Regions from separate parts of the Homo sapiens genome. Here all the other regions are linked to region 3. Evidence: chromatin contacts called from ENCODE Hi-C or POLR2A ChIA-PET data. All regions are on one chromosome and are shown on one strand. The core of a region is the stretch at or near the end of the contact, and the rest is flanking DNA. Distances in the headings are between cores, read along the strand shown.

Evidence for each region. Hi-C counts contacts between places; a loop is a spot of excess contacts on that map. ChIA-PET counts read pairs that join two places held with the same protein, here RNA polymerase II (POLR2A). Pooled maps may share reads with other maps.
Region 1: a loop to region 3 is called in a map of CD4-positive, alpha-beta memory T cell, with 10 times the contacts of the local background. The contact joins two enhancer-like sites. A Hi-C loop is called at or near these places in 3 of 168 maps with a recorded cell type or tissue (CD4-positive, alpha-beta memory T cell, chondrocyte and naive thymus-derived CD4-positive, alpha-beta T cell), 6 of 37 single-sample maps with no recorded cell type and 11 of 50 pooled maps. POLR2A ChIA-PET finds 5 or more read pairs at or near these places in 1 of 52 experiments (activated CD4-positive, alpha-beta T cell).
Region 2: a pooled map shows a loop between it and region 3 (4-fold over the local background). The contact joins two enhancer-like sites. A Hi-C loop is called at or near these places in 2 of 37 single-sample maps with no recorded cell type and 8 of 50 pooled maps.
Region 4: a loop to region 3 is called in a pooled map, with 10 times the contacts of the local background. The contact joins two enhancer-like sites. A Hi-C loop is called at or near these places in 4 of 50 pooled maps. POLR2A ChIA-PET finds 5 or more read pairs at or near these places in 2 of 52 experiments (PC-3 and PC-9).

What each region holds. Positions count from the first base shown.
Region 1 is chr6:16,204,254-16,207,051 of GRCh38, reverse strand. It overlaps the pseudogene RNU6-1114P. Among named protein-coding and RNA genes, the nearest start is that of GMPR, 33 kb to the left of the region's middle. RefSeq lists enhancers at 1,018-1,227, 1,438-1,527. Within about 2 kb of position 1,542, at least 9 of the 41 ENCODE cell types and tissues checked have a DNase peak (open chromatin) inside an H3K27ac peak, as active enhancers do.
Region 2 is chr6:14,733,636-14,736,335 of GRCh38, reverse strand. No RefSeq gene overlaps it. Among named protein-coding and RNA genes, the nearest start is that of LINC01108, 450 kb to the right of the region's middle. RefSeq lists a silencer at 1-14 and an enhancer at 2,288-2,700. Within about 2 kb of position 1,400, at least 8 of the 41 ENCODE cell types and tissues checked have a DNase peak (open chromatin) inside an H3K27ac peak, as active enhancers do.
Region 3 is chr6:15,490,199-15,492,995 of GRCh38, reverse strand. All of the region lies in intron 6 of JARID2 (jumonji and AT-rich interaction domain containing 2), which reads right to left. Among named protein-coding and RNA genes, the nearest start is that of DTNBP1-AS1, 54 kb to the left of the region's middle. RefSeq lists an enhancer at 805-1,306. Within about 2 kb of position 1,420, at least 8 of the 41 ENCODE cell types and tissues checked have a DNase peak (open chromatin) inside an H3K27ac peak, as active enhancers do.
Region 4 is chr6:14,840,685-14,843,384 of GRCh38, reverse strand. No RefSeq gene overlaps it. Among named protein-coding and RNA genes, the nearest start is that of JARID2-DT, 400 kb to the left of the region's middle. Within about 2 kb of position 1,449, at least 2 of the 41 ENCODE cell types and tissues checked have a DNase peak (open chromatin) inside an H3K27ac peak, as active enhancers do.

The sequences.
Region 1 (2,798 bases), core at 293-2,792, 710 kb before region 3:
TGAATATTCTAAATTAAGCCCCACATTTTTCAAGGAATTCGGAAGGGAATATTTCTTGCTCATTCCAGATAGTTGGTTACTTGCCACCAAATTGAAGAAGTGGCTTAGCAGAGATGGTTGCTCTCAGTGAAAGTGGATCCGTACTCATTATTTCTTCCTGGCCTTAGATGTCAGCAGCCTATTTTAATTCACTTAAACCTTCATGTGTCACATCCTGTCTGGACCTCAGGGTTTCTGGAAGAAACAGAAAATAGGATTCAAATAGCCAGGCTTCCGGTCTGGAATAAGGATGCTGTGGTGTAGTGTGCTGTGTTTACCACTAGAGGGCACCTTTTCCCTTGCTTTGGAATCGAGTTTTTCAGAAACTGGAGTTTGCAATCCTCTGTATCTGTCCCTGTGTCCACACGTTAGTAAATTTTTGGTGGCTCAAATGAAATGCTCTTCCCGTACAACAATGGCACTCTGCAATCCTTAACAGATGTGATTGCTGATGGGGATAGTTACAATTCATTCTAGTCAATTAAGAGGAAATTGATGAGGGTGATACTGCCCAGGGGTGAGCAGAAAGAAGTCTAAATGTTTGGATTGGAAAAGGACTAAGAAGAGCTAATACCCTATGCTTTGGTTGTCTGCTTTAGAAGGAAAGCGTTCAGAATAATAATATGATTTAACAAGACAAATAGGGCAGACATATAGGATAAGCCTCATCCTACACAGGTGTGTAGCTAGCAGCCACCTGGTACATTCAAATTCTACTGAGGAAGAAAGGCAGACAAATACTGGGTTTAAAATATCTATCTGGCCAGATTCAGTAACTCAGACCTGTAATTCCAACACTTTGGGACACCAAGGTGGGTGGACCACTTGAGCCCAGGAGTTCAAGACCAGCCTCGATAACATGGCGAGACTTCATCTCTACAAAAAGTACAAAAATTAGCCAGGTGTAGTGGCACACACTTGTAGTTTCCACTCTTTGGGAGGCCAAAGCAGGAGGATTGCTGGAGGGTGGGAGGTGGAGGCTGCAGTGAGATGTGTCACATCACTGCACTCCTGAGGCACTGGGCGGGGCTCAGCAGCTTGTTACAATGTTTATTTTAATTAGATTCTAGCAATTGCAGCCTGTGCAGTGTAGATGTCCTAGGGCTGCCATTGTCTGCCATTCAGGGAACTTGGAATTAGAGCTCTTTGCAGAGATCTTGTGGGCATTAGGGAGAGGAGAAGAGGGGATGGAGTTATGTTTGAAAGTATGAGGAGCCAGTGGAAAAGCTAGGTTCTTGACTATGCCTGATTGGCCAATGACATGGCCACAGTTTGGTAACTGGCTGTGCAGATCCAGATTCTGGGTAGCAACAGCCCTGTACATCTGGCAACACTATGGCGTGTCTCTGTGGCAGCTTATTTTGAGCGTCACGGCTATTACCCAGAGTCAGGAGTAATGTCTTTCATTCTGAGACATCTAAACCCCCAACCACAGGCATGTTTTCTTCCAGGGCAGAGGGCAAATGCAATTACATCTGTGACCAATTTGCACAGCTGGGAGCTCAGCCTCCTGACAGAAACATTTATTTGAGATTCAAGTCTCTAGGGAGCTGGGTCACCAGACAGGAAGTAAGGTCCAGCAAGCATGTGTTGTCTACTATGTGAATGCTTGTTAGGCTGGGCCAGGAGAACAAAACAAAACAACACAAAATGTCAACTTAAGCTTTTAGAAGCAAAAAATCAGCCTTTTCTGTCTACAAACCAGGTTTCTCAGGGCATAGAGGAAAATAAGAATATCCAAATAAGACGGTTGCCATTGACCCCAGTACAAACATAGCATGCACATGGGACATGGAACTCGTGGAAGGGGCAGCTGCCTGGGAGTCAAAGTCCTGGTTTCCAGTTGTGGTTCTACCACTGTGAACTGTGGCATCCTGGGCAAGTCACTTTGCTCAGGCTTTTTATTTTGCAGGATTTTTGTGTCATTCTTGCTCAGAGGCCATGGTAGTCTTCTCCGTATCATTCCAATTTTTAGTATATGTGCTGCTGAAACGAGCACTTTTTTCTTTCTTGCTTGCTTGCTTTTTTTTTTTTTTTTTTTTTTTTTTTTTTGAGACTGGGTCTCACTCTGTCACCCAGGCTGGAGTGCAGTGGTGCGATCACAGCTCACTGCAGCTTTGACCTCCCAGGCTCATGCAATCCTTCCATCAGCCTCCCCAGTAGCTGGAACTACAGGCCTTTTCTGGAGCTGGAAGATAAAGAAAACCAACATGAAAGCATTGAATAGACAAATCCAGAGACCAGCCTAATGATTCTATTTAGTATTTACCCACAGGACAATGTCTCTGGATTGTATTTATTTATATTGTCTCCCAATGGCTTTATTGAGACATAATTCACAGATCATACAATTCACCAATTTAGAATGTACAAGTCAGTGGCTTTTCATATATTCATAGAGTTGTGCAGCCATCATCACACCAATTTTAAAACATTTTTATAACCCAAAAAAGAAACCTGCCACACTCCTTATTTATCAGCCATCACTCCTCAGGGCCTTCCCTGATTCCTTCCAGCCTTAGGCAACCAATGATCTACTCTCTGTTTCTACAGATTTGCCTATTCTGGACATTTCTTATAAATGGAATAATACAATATGTTGTCTTTAGTGACTGGCTTCCTTCACTTAGTGACTGATTTCCTTCACTTAGCATAATCTTTTCAAAGTTCATCCATACCGTAGCATGTATCAGTACTTCGTTTCTTTTTACTTCCAAAAAGTATACAATTATATGGAAATACCATACTGTGTTTATTCA
Region 2 (2,700 bases), core at 151-2,650, 760 kb after region 3:
TAAGCTTATGGGTTAGGGGGACCTCCCCACCCCTCCCTTCTGTTTCACTTTGATGGGGTCCACCTTGGATAAACTCTCTGGTGCTAAAAAAGTACTGAGAAGTGACAGAAAGTTGCTTCACATCTACTCTATTTTTCAAGAAAAACATTACTATTTTCTCTGAATATGGAACCACCCCAGTGCTTCTGTGAAGTGGAGCTGGGTTATTCAGAGGCCCTTTCTGGTTTTATCTTGTCTTTCACACACTTGGCAGGACAGGTATTCTGATCTCCAGTGCATAACTGAGGACAGAGCACATGGAGGGCAAGAGACCTTGAATAACTATAGAGCTGCTTAACTCAGCACTGGGATAGGAATTCAGGACTCCCTACTCAAGGTCTGTGCCTCTAGCACTAGTCCACACCAAGGGCATTTCCTTAACGGTGGAGATTTTCTTCATGAGTACATTCATTCCCCTCAGACTTAAAAGTTGTCACAAATCCCAAAACTATACAAAGCATGAGCATGGCATTGGTGGCTGTGTGTGTGTGTGTGTGTGTGTGTGTGTGTGTGTGTGTGTATGTGCGCTGGGGGCAAGGGACCTCAACCCCACAGAGACTTAGCCTTACCTGTTGTAGGTAGCTGATGGGAACATTTGTTCCCTGCTGTCCTTGTTTCTATTGGGGACATGTTTCCATTGAGTAAATCCCCTGGCCGCCTGCATCCTCTCTCTCCTTCACTTCATTGGAGGAAGAGGAACTTCAGTCGGCCTGGGAGAAGCAATGGAAGATGTACGCCTCACCTATTCCTTTCTCTCTGGGAAGAGCCTGAGGAAAGTAAACATCCTCTGCCCCTCCAAGCCTTAACTTTTAAGTGGTAAATCTCCATGTTGCAAAGTTTCTGTTTGCCATCAGTGGTACAATATTAACAAGCCCAAGGACCTGAAATGATAGCCACCAACCAAGACTTTGTCAACTTAAAAGAATGGTGATATTTTCCCTCTATCTGCCTGATTCCTATTCCTCTTAATTGGCTCAGAAGTTGGGCAGGAAAGAGGGGTCCTATTTATTGGGTACCCTAAAACCCCAACATAAGGGAAGTCTTTTCTGGTTTCCTCTGGGAAACCTTAGGTTCAACAGTGGCCTGTTGTGGATAAAGATCTACTCTTGGGGGTGACCAAGGATTTGGGGGCAGGAATTTGGAATGAGAACCCAGGCAAGCTGAACTAAAATGCTAACTGGGCAAGGGTGTCCTGTCTCCAGTTTGATGACCAAGGGAAGGTCCTGACTCACTTGGGGCTTATGAAGGGTAACAAGGGGGACTTCTCAGTAAATCAACCACTCACTCTTCATGTGACAGTAAAAGCAGTCATGGAACAAACAAACTTCCTGCCAAGGCTCCTTCTTGTTACCGCAAACTTTCAAGTGTGAGTAACCATGTGAGCAAGGGGGAACCCAATAATTACTAGAATAATTCCTTTGTGTGTGCTGAAGTTCAGTTCATATCTGACCTCCCCAGCCAAAAGTAATCTCTCTTCTCCAGACTTCTACGTCCAGTATCTGGAACTTGCATTTGAGACTTACTATTCCTGACTGGCTTTATTATTTGCTTAGTCATTGTGGTGGTGGTTCTTGCTTTTTGTGCATTTTATCTCCAGTCCCAAAGATTTTAAGTTTATTAGGCATAAGGACCATGTCGTATATCTCCTTGTATTTTCCCTGACCATTCAAGGGCCTAGCATAACATTTACTTGCATTTGGAAGTGTGGAAATAAATGAAGACCAACCAAATAAGAATAAGCACAGGCTGTTTATTCAGAGCTACTATCGTTTGTGTTTTGGCAGAGACTCAAATGCGGGCAGAGGAGTGGGAAAACTTCATAGTAGAAAAAAGGGAGGCTCCAGGTATGTGCTGATTGGAGGCTGTTGGTGTGGGAAGCTGGAGGTGGTTCACTAGAAGCACAGATGCCTATGTGATTGCTTAGGGTGCATATTTGCCTTTCTCTGGTTTGTCCTAAGTTGGAAGCAGGGACAAAAATCAGGGAGGCTGTCCATTGTCAGTCAAGTTCTGGCCATTTGGAGCTGATTCTTACAGGGGTTATTGTTTGGCTTCCTAACTTGTTGATAGAGATAGTGGTTAGACTTCTAGAGGTCTGGCTGATGATAGCAGGCTGGCTTCCTGGGCCGATTGCTGTTGCTAATGGGTTGGTGTCCTGGGCTGGCTGCTGTAGATTGTAGGTTGGAGTTGTTTTTAATTATGGCTTGGCCGTTGTCCATTTGTATATTCAGTCTCTTGGTGAGTATCAATAAATCTTGCTTGATTAACTAATAGATTGTTCTGACTATGGGTTGAAGCATGCCCTTTGAATTAATATTATTTCTCTTTCTCCTCACTGCTTGATCAACTGTTTGACAGGTATTCTCCATTTGATTTTTATAACATGACCTTAGAAATAGCGCAAGGGAGAAGGAAACTTGCTCCATTTTTGCTCCTTTTCTTAATTACCTCTTTACAGACCCTATCTCCGAATAGAGTTACTGTCTGAGGCTCTAAGGGTTAGGGCTTCAACATTTGAAGTTTGGGAGGCAGTGGGGCATAATTCCCCATCATACTCTTTGAGGGCCTCATTTAACTGAATATGCTCAGATCTATCTCAACTCAAACACACTCTGAGCCTTTGGCCTGGATGCATCCAAAAGAAGTGAGTAGAATGCTCAGGTG
Region 3 (2,797 bases), core at 171-2,670:
AAACCTAAATACTGAATTATTGGCAAGGTATACATTCAAATAACTTGCTTTATGAGAGAAATGAGTTGCAATATTTTCCTTCTTATTATAGGAGTTATCTTCAACAGTATCCACCCAGATATCACACACGCATGCCCATATAACAAGCTCAAAGACTAGATGGATCTCACCCACAACACAGACCAGCGAAGTTCAAACAATTACGAAGACTGAAAAAGGCAAGTGTCACTGGCCATCTTCCTCCTCGAAACCCAGAGGGTCCGTGTTCTATGCCCACCACGAGAGGCCACAGGGGAGCTGAAAAGCTAACATAGGAAGCCCCTTAAGCTGCTCCATGTGTCCTAAAAGGGAGAAATAAAACAGAACCAACAACCCAGCCAGCACCACCATTGTGGGGAAACCTGGGACCCACCAATCTAACAAAAGGACACCCCTTTTCCTGGCCTGGACTTGTCTATAAGGAGCCAACACTTAATCAGTACAAAAGGAAACAGAAGAATGGAGGAAGGCATTGTCTTACCTTGTTACCGAAGGTCTCCCTCAACCCACCTCTGTATCAATTAAAACCACACAGCCCCAGTTATGCAGCCAGTGCACTACAAGGAAGGCCACCGCTGCACGTCCTGAGGGATTCCACAGAAGAGCACACACAGGAAGTCATCTGAACTCACTGAAGAATTAGCGCCGACGTGGGCTACAGCAGGACCCTCCATTGAATGACAATACATTTCAGCTGAGCAGCTTTATACATAAGTGCTTGAAGTTACTCCTTCTCTCAGCTCTGTTGTGGATTTCTGGCTTCTCAGCCCATTGCCCCCAGCCCCCAACCCAGCTCTGCAGAAAGTGAGGTGTCTGCAGCGTGTGCTCCTTGGCCCACAGCCATCCGTCACCTGTATCTCAGGTGATCCCAGGCACACGGCCATGAGATATTAAAGCAATCCCTCCTAGTCATAAGAGAATGGTTTCAATTTAACAGGCAAGGTTGAGAGCATTTTCAAGTTACGTTCGGCCAGATGAGTACTGGCAACAATACCTCATTCTTCTTGCAGAAGGGATATAAGGTGAGAGATATGAAAGTCCAGGACATCAAACGTTCCTACCTGACTTTGTTCTTAATAACAGAAATTCCATCTTAAAAACTGTACCCAATCCACACTCTGTGTGCTTGCTTTAAGAATATAAAATCTCTCCCCTCCATCCTTATGGGTTTTTCTCCACCCCACCACCGACACACACAATATTTAAATCAACTCAGTATGATGACAGATGAAAAGGAGAAACATGCACTTCCAAGGCAGAGCAGAAGATGAGAAATGACTCTGATGTTTTTGGTTAACTAAGCAAAAATGTTTTAGTCGTTCAAGATTATGACGCTGTCCTCAGTTCAACCTCAGATTCACTGGCAAGTTCTTCTTCTCCACGAGAGGGAGCCGTTGAGCCGAGGCCTCTGCCAGCCTTTCAAAACAGAACCAGAGGCCCAGAGAGAGAAACAGTTGGTGGCTGGGGGTAGTCCATTTGCACTTTAAAACTTGAATCAAAAACAAAGAGCCTAAACAGAAGCGAAATGCACTGGACAGACAGTGAGTTATGGAAGGGGAGGAGCAGCCTGCTCAAACACTGACCGCAGCAGCAGATGGGCAGGAGCCTCCTAGCCAAGGCCAAGGCCAAGGCAAATGTGCTCTAAAAGAGATGCCTGGGTTCCACTGGGCAATCTAGATGTACCTATAACCTCTCCTCCCACTGAAGGCAATGTAACTGAGTCACAAATACCCCACCACCAGCAAGTGCAATTCAAATGACAAAATAATGTCATGAGAAGAAAACCTTTAACTTTTTTAAAAACTAATATGATTTTCTATGTTTCCTTCTCAATAGCCGTATTTTCCAGAACTTTAAAAGAATATTCTCAATTCCTTGGCCCTCTCTGAATCTTACTAGGGCAGGATTTTTCTGCAAGGCTTGTACATTTTCATATGAAAACCTCTTCAGTGACAGTAGCCTATAGCTCAATGGAAGGTCCTGCAAAACCAGTGGGATTAGCCAGTTGATCATTTTCTTCTCACACTCAGCCTCAGCGTAAGAAATGAGAATCACATGTGGCCACATCTGGTTCAATATCCTGGCTTACAAACCACACAAATTTCTACACAAGTACAAAACCTGCTCATGACTCTCTTGGAAAACTAATACTTCAAAACCCTTGCTAGAAATAAAGCTCGTCTGTTGGACTATCCTAAACTTGTTACTTTCTGTCACTGCATGTAAGCAGAAGTACTACTGCAGGAAAGCAACAGAAAAACACCATTTGCTCCTTGGTGAGACCCTTACCATACAACCAAATTATTACCCAGGGGCACTCCCAGCCCCATGACAATGCAATGTTATACAGGCATGTGCATTCCATGACAAAGACAGCTCATTTGGTATAATCGAGAGTAAACGGCCGGGGCCAGAGCCCTCTCACCAAGAAAAAGGCTTAGGTGAAGTACGCACTGGTGTGTTCTAACTCTCGGGTTCTAGGGACTCCATAAATCGCACACACTATCAAATGGCATTGCCCAGTTCGCACGAGGGGAAGTGGTTTTAGACTTGGAAGACAGGTGCATGCACCCACACAGTTCATTATAGCAAGCAGAGCAAAGGCACTTCTCGGCAGCACCCCCTAAAAATTACATTCCTCCACATTTCAATACAGTCACATTTATGCTTTTAAGCTGAACAATAACAAAAAAAAATCCACATATCATATTTGAAATGAAAGATCAGAGTATCCTCTGGGCCCATATCTTTCATGCAG
Region 4 (2,700 bases), core at 200-2,699, 650 kb after region 3:
TTCTTTCCTTTTCTTTTCTTTCTTTCTTTTTTGACAGGGTCCCACTCTGTCACTCAGCCTGGAGTGCAGGGGCACGATCATGGCTCACTGCAGCCTCTACCTCCTGGGCTCAATCCATCCTCCCACCTCAGTCTCCTGAGTAGCTAGGACCACAAGGTACATGCCACCATGCCTTGCTAATTTTTTTTTTTTTTTTGGATGGAGTTTTGCTTTTGTTACCCAGGCTGGAGTGCAGTAGTGCAATCTTGGCTTAGTGCAACCTCCACCTTCTGGGTTCAAGCGATTGTCCTGCCTCAGCCTCCCAAGTAGCTGGGATTACAGATGCCTGCCACCACACCCAGCTAATTTTTTGTATTTTTAGTAGAGACGGGGTTTCATCATGTTGGCCAGGCTGGTCTCGGACTCCTGACTTCAGGTGATCTGCCTGCCTCGGCCTCCCAAAGTGCTGGGATTACAGGCATGAGCCACCATGCCTGGCCTTTTTTGCATTTTTTGTCAAAGTCTCACTGTGTTGCCCAGGCTGGTCTTGAACTCCTGTGCTCAAGTGATCCTCCTGTCTCGGCCTCCCAACGTGTTGGGATTACAGGCAAGAGCCACCATGTCCATTGTTTCTCAACCCTTTAATCTTTTTTTTTTTTGGAATTCCATCCTTGGTTTTGTTTCCTACTCACTCTATTCTCTCTTCCTAAGTGATCTTATTCACTGGATGGTTTTAATTACTGGAAAATAAATTCTATGTGGGTTGAGATTTTATCTTCTTCACAGCTATATTTCCAGCACCCAGAAGAGTACCTAGTGTATCGTGGGTGCTCAGTAAAGAGTTTTTAAGAGGTTGAATGAATTGCCATTCATAGGCACAATCTAAATGTAACCCTAATAAAACCTAGTTGCCTTGAGTCCAGCTTAACACAGTGCAAATTAAAAGGAAACATAAATTTGACTACAGAATAAAGTATTTGTGAGTGCAGATGGGTAGAGCCTTTCTGGAAGGCAATCTGGCAATTCTTAGTTAAAATAAGTATGTGTACACTCTATGACTCAGTACTCACTTTCCTACTTATAAATCACAGAAAAAAAAATCTCCTATGGGTCTATAAAAGAACATGAATGAGGATGTTCATTCCAGTGTTATTTGTGGAAAAGAGAGTTGGAAGCAATTTGAACATCCTTCACTGAGGAATGTCAAATGAAATGTGGCAGATGTATAATAGGGACACCATGAAGCAATCGGAAGCAACTGGAATGAATAGCATGTAAACACAGCAGCACACATCAACCTCGAAAACATTGTTTCGTGGGATGAGGTAAGAAACATAATGCTCTCTTTTGCACAATGTCACTTACGTAAATTTAAAACATGCACAGCGGGTCGGGTGTGGGTGTGGTGGCTCACGCCTGTAATCCTAGCACTTTGGGAGGGCAAGGTGGGCGGATTGCTTGAGGTCAAGAGTTTGAGAACAGCTTGGCCAACATGGTGAAACCTCATCTCTACTAAAAATAGAAAAATTAGCTGGGTGTGATGACACATGCCTGTAATGCCAGCTACTCGGGAGGCTGAGGCAGGAGAATCACTTGGACCCAGGAGGCAGAGAGGTTGCAGTGAGCCTAGATTGCACCACTGCACTTCAGCCTGGGCAACAGAGCCAAACTCCATCTCAAGACCAGCCAGGCCAACATGATGAAACCCCATCTCTACTAGAAAAAAAAAAATACAAAAATTACCTAGACGTGGTGGCAGGTGCCTGTAGTCCCAGCTACTCGGGAGGCTGAGGCAGGAGAATTGCTTGAACTTGGGAAGCGGAGGTTGCAGTGAGCCAAGATCGCACCATTGCACTCCAGCCTGAGCAACAAAAGCAAAACTCCTCCTCAAGAAAACAAAAACAAAAAAACACAGAGCTGCAGAAAATATTCTAGCTCATGGTTTGAGTGCTATTTACATAGGTGTATACATACATGTAAATTCAACAAGCTGCATACTTAAGGTTATTTTGCTTTACTGTATCCATGTTATACCTGAATAAAAAATTAAAAAGTGCACATGAAATATTATATATAAGAAAAATTAACGAAATAGAAGGATACACATCAAACACATTAGAAAATGGCTTGTAGTGGGGAGGATGGAGATAAAAGGGAATGAATGAATAAATAAGTTAAAGAATTTCTTTTTAAAAATCAAAAATGGAGTTTTGCATGAACCAACATGAGAATGTGCCCTGGACTGAGAAGTCTGAGGTCTCTTCCATATATTTCATCTATTTGTCTATGAGTCTATCTATGGAATTATCTACACATTTTGTTGATGGTTCCCCAAACCATCCACAGCCCTACTCTCTTGTCTCAAGTCCAATTCTACATCTCCTGTTGCCTGTTAGGCACCCCGAACTGGAAGCTCTTGATTTGTGTCTTAAACACTAAAAACAGAACAAAACAAAACAAAACAAACAAAACCCCAAACCAAAAACACAACGTTAACTTCCTTGAGAGATGGTCTTTGCCAGCATATTGAAATCCTGCTTACTGCAGGAATCTAGGCATCTCTCCATATGCTCTAGGTTGGAGCAAAATTTTAGACCAGCAGCACCGGCATCACCTGAAAGCTTATCAGTAATGCAACATCTTAGGCCCCACCCCAGACTTACTGAATCACAACTCTTTTTTTTTTTTTTTTTTTTTTTTCTGAGACGGAGTCTCGGTCTG